Linked DNA regions of Homo sapiens: region 2 is linked to region 1. Evidence: read pairs that join two places in POLR2A ChIA-PET (ENCODE). Cell type or tissue: PC-3. All regions are shown on one strand. Each heading gives the region's core, and the rest is flanking DNA. Links, peaks and the distances in the headings are about the cores only.

What was found. ChIA-PET counts read pairs that join two places held together with the same protein. Peaks named below come from ENCODE experiments on the same cell type or tissue, not always from the same donor. Only the 100,000 strongest peaks of a DNase experiment are listed, where the experiment ranks them.
Region 2: POLR2A ChIA-PET joins it to region 1 with 13 read pairs; 17 of 35 experiments call an interaction of 5 or more read pairs at or near these places.

Annotation. Positions count from the first base shown.
Region 1 is chr3:146,539,293-146,542,211 of GRCh38, forward strand. The region is part of intron 1 of PLSCR1 (phospholipid scramblase 1); the gene reads right to left. Among named protein-coding and RNA genes, the nearest start is that of PLSCR1, 3.9 kb to the right of the region's middle. In PC-3, for the core only: no CTCF peak of the experiment used is centred there; no DNase peak of the experiment used is centred there; H3K4me3 peaks cover 712 bases.
Region 2 is chr3:146,467,711-146,470,629 of GRCh38, forward strand. It overlaps PLSCR2 (phospholipid scramblase 2), which reads right to left and starts at 1,851. Exons shown (of 8, transcript NM_001395437.1): 1 at 1,785-1,851. RefSeq lists an enhancer at 1,840-1,909. In PC-3, for the core only: no CTCF peak of the experiment used is centred there; no DNase peak of the experiment used is centred there; H3K4me3 peaks cover 2,435 bases; H3K27ac peaks cover 2,500 bases.

The sequences.
Region 1 (2,919 bases), core at 155-2,654:
TGATCTGACAGGAGGTTGAGCTCAGGTGGTAATGTATGTGAGCGATGGGGAGCAGCTGTCAATACAGATGAAACTTTGCTCACTCTCCAGCTGCTCAGCTCCTGCTGTACAAGCCCAGTTCCTAACAGGCCACAGACTGGTACTGGTTGGTGATCCAGGAGCTGGGGAGCCCAGCTGTTAAGAATAGGTGGAGGATCTTCAGCAGGGAGTGTCATGAGTTTCAAGTCGTTGCCAAATGAATAACAACCATGAATACACATGGTATTTGCCTTTCACAAGGTCAGAGATCATTCTCTCCTTGCACAGAAATACCGGAAAGGAAAAGAAGCAGATTCTAAAACAATGACAATTTGTTCATATTTGCTCTTTTTCTTCCCACTTGGTTACATTATTTTTAATCTTAAAAGATAAGTTAGTGAGGATGAGACTTACTGGCAAAACTACTGCAGTATAAAATCTGGGTCTTTGCTTTACTATAGGTTTTAGAATTTTAGCATTTATATAATATCTCAAGCATTGAAAGTGGTATGTAATAAGCTCTGGTGCAAAATGTTAAGTGTTCCTTGTACCTGTACATGTGCCAAGTAGATAAGGCACTGTGTGCCAGGTCACTAAAGTCATCCACTATGTGGATGCCTACATTCCTGTTTGCTGTTATAATGATCCTTTGGGTTTTCTCAAGCTTAATAAGTCTATTCCCAGAAATACATCACTCAGTTTGGGGAATAACTGGGTGTGCCCTGAATGAATTAATGAGTTAATTAATTTAGCATGATAATTCATAAATAATGGCTTCTACCACACTTATTTCATTTTAAATTTCAGAAATACTCAGAGAAAGGGAAAATCATCTTTATGCTGTACCAAAAAATGTAATAAAGTTATGTTGTATATTGTACCATTGGAATAATAATTACTCCAGTATGAACACAGAACTTCAAATATAATCTGATTTTTTCTAACTCTGTTAACTAAGACTTTGGAGGAAACTGAGGCATCATATATTATTTGCATACAAGTACATCTCTGTTAAAATTTTTCTATCAGAAATCATAAGTTCCCATTGCTTCTCTGGACTATTTGATAACTGTAACCTCTACTACCACGAAGAGGAAGACACAGCACAGGGGATTTCCAGTTCTGGCTTCAAAATTCATATTACAGTGAAACTCTTTTGACCCATCTCTTGAGGTCCTGAAATTTTTATCTTACTGCTTTCAAAAAGTATTACTGTAAAATCTGGAACCCAAAGGGGAAGCATACTTAATTTTGAAAGTTCCTAAAACTAAAATTTGTTTACCCACACCAGATTTGGATTATTTATTTAAATTTACTTGTTAATTGCCTAAGAACAAGCTCCTTCCCTCATTCCCTCAAAACAGAAGATAAAGCATTTCACATTCTCTTCAAGCCCCAAGATAGGGATAAATGTTTTGAATTATGTTAGCAAAATTCTACTGCTCTGAAAACAAGAATTCTAGGTCCCTAACTTCCTCCGAATAACTGAGAATAAGATACTAGACTAGAGGAAAGGTAGGAATTTCAAGTAGGCCAGGGGAACATTACAGAGGTAAGTCACAAATCAAGTAACTTCCATGTCATTTGGGTTATGTTTGTACATAAATTTTGTACCTTTAAAAATGTTTAGTTAACATCTAAGAAGGAAAAATATTCATCTGTTGAACTCCAGTTTTGGTAAAAGTTAAGCTTAGAAAAAATTGATACATTTAAGCAAATGGGTGGGGCAAGCAGGTGGTGAGGCTTTGAGTATACAGCACATCATACTTGTAAGATACGGGATGAAACTGAGGTGACTGTGGCTGATTATAAATGCAAAGTACCTTGTAACAAGGAGCCATTCCATAAAAATCCTCTTGTGTATTTTATGCTGAACAAACAAAACAAATATGCTTAAAACCAGTTTAGGATAGCCTTTTATAGCATTTTATATTAAACCTTGAATAAAAATGTAGATGATACATCAACTAGGACCAAGTGAGATGGTAGTGATCAAGTGTTCTACAAAACTAAAAAGTAAACCAAAGAGACAAAGGAAACAAATACTGAATCAGTTATTCTCATTTGATTGCTTTACTACTCTGAAAAGCCTTTCCTGACAACCCAGAGCTCCCTCACAAATTTGCTTCCTTTCCTCCTAATAAATGGTGAAACTAAACCCATAGAAATAAAAGTGATTTTAATAAATGTGATACAGCTTGCTAACTAGCTGAATTAAGATGATTAATAATTCATATTCTTTGCACCGATGTCTCTAATTCACTGAAAAAAGGAAGACTGACATCCTTCAGTGAAATTTGTTAAAAGACTCTTTTAAGGTTATCTTTCTTATGTAAGACAGAAAAGGCTTGAATTTCAATTTACTCTTGTGCCACTTAGCTTTAACTAGGCCAGGTGCTATGGTTAGAATGTGTGAGCTAAGTTCATGTGTTGGAAACTTAATTTCCAATGCAACAGTGTTGGGAGGTGGAGCCTAATAAAATATGATTAGTTTATAAGCACTCTACCTTCATGAATAGATTAATGTCGTTATCTTGGGAGTGGGTTTGTTATTGCCAGAGTAGGCTTGTAAGGAAATCAAGTTCCACTCTCTCTTGCTGTCTTGCCCTTCCACTTTCCACCATGGGATGATGCAGTAAGAAGACCCTCACAAGATGCTGGTGCCTCCATACAGTCATGCACCACAACAACAGATCACATATATGATGGTGGTCCCATAAGATTATTTTTACTGTACCCTTTCTATGTTTAGATACATAAATACTTGACATTGTATTATACTTGCATACAGTATTCATTACAGTAGTACATGCTATACAGGTTTCTAGCCTAGGAGCAACACCTTATTCCACACAGTCTAGGTCTAGTAGGCTATCTGCCACCTCACTGGTCATTCCTTTT
Region 2 (2,919 bases), core at 129-2,628, 72 kb before region 1:
ATATGGAGTCATTGATTTAGTTGGAGTAGTGGTGGCATTGTCAGGAAAGTCAGAGCGGAGAGTTGAAAAAAGTCTAGAATCAGCCAGGCCATAGGGATGTATGAGGGGCGTGGTAGGGCATTATAGACAGAGGGAAGCTCACTAGTAGAAGTCCTAAGCTGCAGGAAACTGGGCTTATTCGGGAAATGAAAATTTATGAAATTACAGAGCCAAAGATGGACAGACCCTTAGAGATGAGGATGGAAAGGTGCACAAGGGCCAGTTCACAAATGTTTAAAGTCGCTCTACCTGCACTTTAAGACCTCAAAGGCCAGAGCTTGGTTTGTCTTATCCAAGACAAGCCACTTAATCTGTGTTTGTTAATTCAACAATGAGTGTACAGTATTATTTTGCTCTTTTCAGTCAGTAAGAATAGTTCCCTTACAGATCTGAAGGCTGCTTCATGTACAGTGAGACCCAGGTATTTTACACTTGTCTATCCAACTGCAGCAATCCACTCATTTTCCTTTGTATGTGTTTTTCATTTCCTTGTGCTTGTTCATTGCTCAAAACCCTTCTATTGTAAACATCAGGGTGGCAATAAGAGAAAGGTTTGCTCTTAGGAAAAGTTCAAGAAAGAAAGGAGCCCCCAAACCGCCTGACACTTCTAAGTGTCACTGGTACTAACCATGTATCTCAGTGTCATAAGCGGGAAGAAACAACGACTGCCTGTTCCTGCAACTGGCAAGTGGCCATGCCAAGACTTCCAGAAATAACAGTGAATGAATGAAACCACATGGGAACCAGAGAGTCAGCTTGGAGAGGCAGGGACTTTGTCAAATATTTAAAATAATAAACGCTAACTTTCACTGAGTACTTTCTGTAGTGCCAGGCACTGCTCTAAGAACTTTACATTAACACACATTAATTACTGCTCAAAAACCTTTCCTAACAACCCAGACCTCCCTCACAAATAGGAGTTTTCCTTTCTTCTTTATAAATGAGAAAACTAAGCCCATAAAGATAAAATGTTTACTTAATGCTGTACAGCTCAGTAACTAGCTGAATTGAAATTATTCATGATTCATGTCCGTTGCATTTATGTTCCTATTTCGTTGAAAAACAAACAAAAAATCTCACATTCTCCCAATGTGCCAAATTTCAGTGTAATACTCTGTAGCTCATTTAATACTTACACAATTTCAGAAATGAGGCAATGGAAAGAACATATATGAAGAAAGTGGCTGACAGTCCACAGATGTGAAGCAGTAGAGGCCGAATTTAAAGTCGGGGAGCCTGACTGGAGCTAATGGTCTTAGGAACCGCGCTACATACCGCCACTATCTTTCCTAAGCTGGTATTGTAGAGGGCCTAGCATAGACGTGGGCTCCTGGCGGACTTCATTGAATACTTACTGATAAATGACAGCTTGCAGGCTGTATTAACCGTCCCTTCTAATAGCCCCACTATGCTGGCACATGCTCCTGAGCCCAGACTCTGCCCAGGATTCAGGGCCGCTCTCTACCTGTAAAGCAGTGTAGCTAAGGGGAAGCTGAGCCCCGCAAGGCGTTTTCAGGCAGGACACCCCTTGTCATTCGAACGGTTCTGGTGTGAGCCAGGGTACAGCTGGGCCGCCTGGGGCCCCTTGCCGAGTTTCCGTTCCACTTCAGGTGTCGCTTCCCGCGGCCCATTGGGCCCTTGCCCCGCCCTCTGACGCAAACACAATTATGGGGCGGAGCATCGTCCCCACTAGCCAGGCACACCCCAGTCCCATAGGGAGGCGACTGAGAAAGCCGCCCCCTTACCCGTGGCTGCAGCTGCTCCCGCACAGCCCTGAGCGAGCCGAGGTCCTAGCGTGGCTTCCTCCCGTCTGCCCCGTGACTGCCAGGCACACCTGTTGCACAGCCCTCCCGGAAGTCGGCGGAAAAGGGGCCTGGACCAGCCTCAGAGTCTACACCTGCAGCAGCCCCTAGTTTAGGTTTCTGGACCCCAAGGGTACAACAAGGCTTCCCTCCCCTGGTCCCTGCGCGGGCTCAGAGGATCCGGCTTTGCTGCTGGAGCGCGGCCGAGCTGGGGGCGCGACTGCACCCACCCCCCCACGCCGTGTGCGACGCGCAGCTGCCGCCCAGCCCGTCCCGTCTCCCTCTCCCCATCCCCGTCCCCTTTTTTGCTCTTTGGAGAGACTCCGGAAACGTTTCTCCGGTGGTTAAGGGCACAGATGAACTGGGACGTCGACACCAGCTGGAACTGGAAAATCATCAGGCGGGGAGTGGCCTACCCCGGGAACTTCCTTAACTCTGCTCTTGACCTCCATCCCTTAGAAGCCTGTAGCTTTTCAAGGTGAGGGAGCTTAGACTACAAAAGAGGAGCGGTCGAGATTATTTTATCTCTAGCCCTTGCCCTTCTCCCTTTTCTTTCCAACAAAAGGCATTTTTAAGTTAAGAGTGAAAATGATGAGGCGTGTAGAATGTTTAATTTTTCAGGACGCGCCTTTGATTTTTCAGGGTGTGCCTGCAACTGGCACACCCTCATGCAATAAATAAATACATATTGCACTGACGTTTCTACTGATTTTTTAAAAATTTATTTACACGCCTGAAACCCTAGCATTTTGGGAGGCCGAGGCAGGCGGATCACCTGAGACCAGGAGTTCAAGACCAGCCTGGACAACATGGTGAAACCCCGTCTCTACTAAAAATACAAAAATGAGCCAGGTGTGGTGGTGTGCCCCTGTAATCCCATCTACTGGGGAGGCTGAGGCAGGAGAAAAATCGCTTGAACCCGGAAGGCAGAGGTTGCAGTGAGTCGAGATCCAGCCACTACACTCCAGCCTGGGAGAGAGAGCAAGACTCGTCTCAAACAAACAAACAAAAACACATGATCTTCCAAACAATAACACCATATATGGAGAAAAATGAAACCTCACCCTCTCCATTCCCG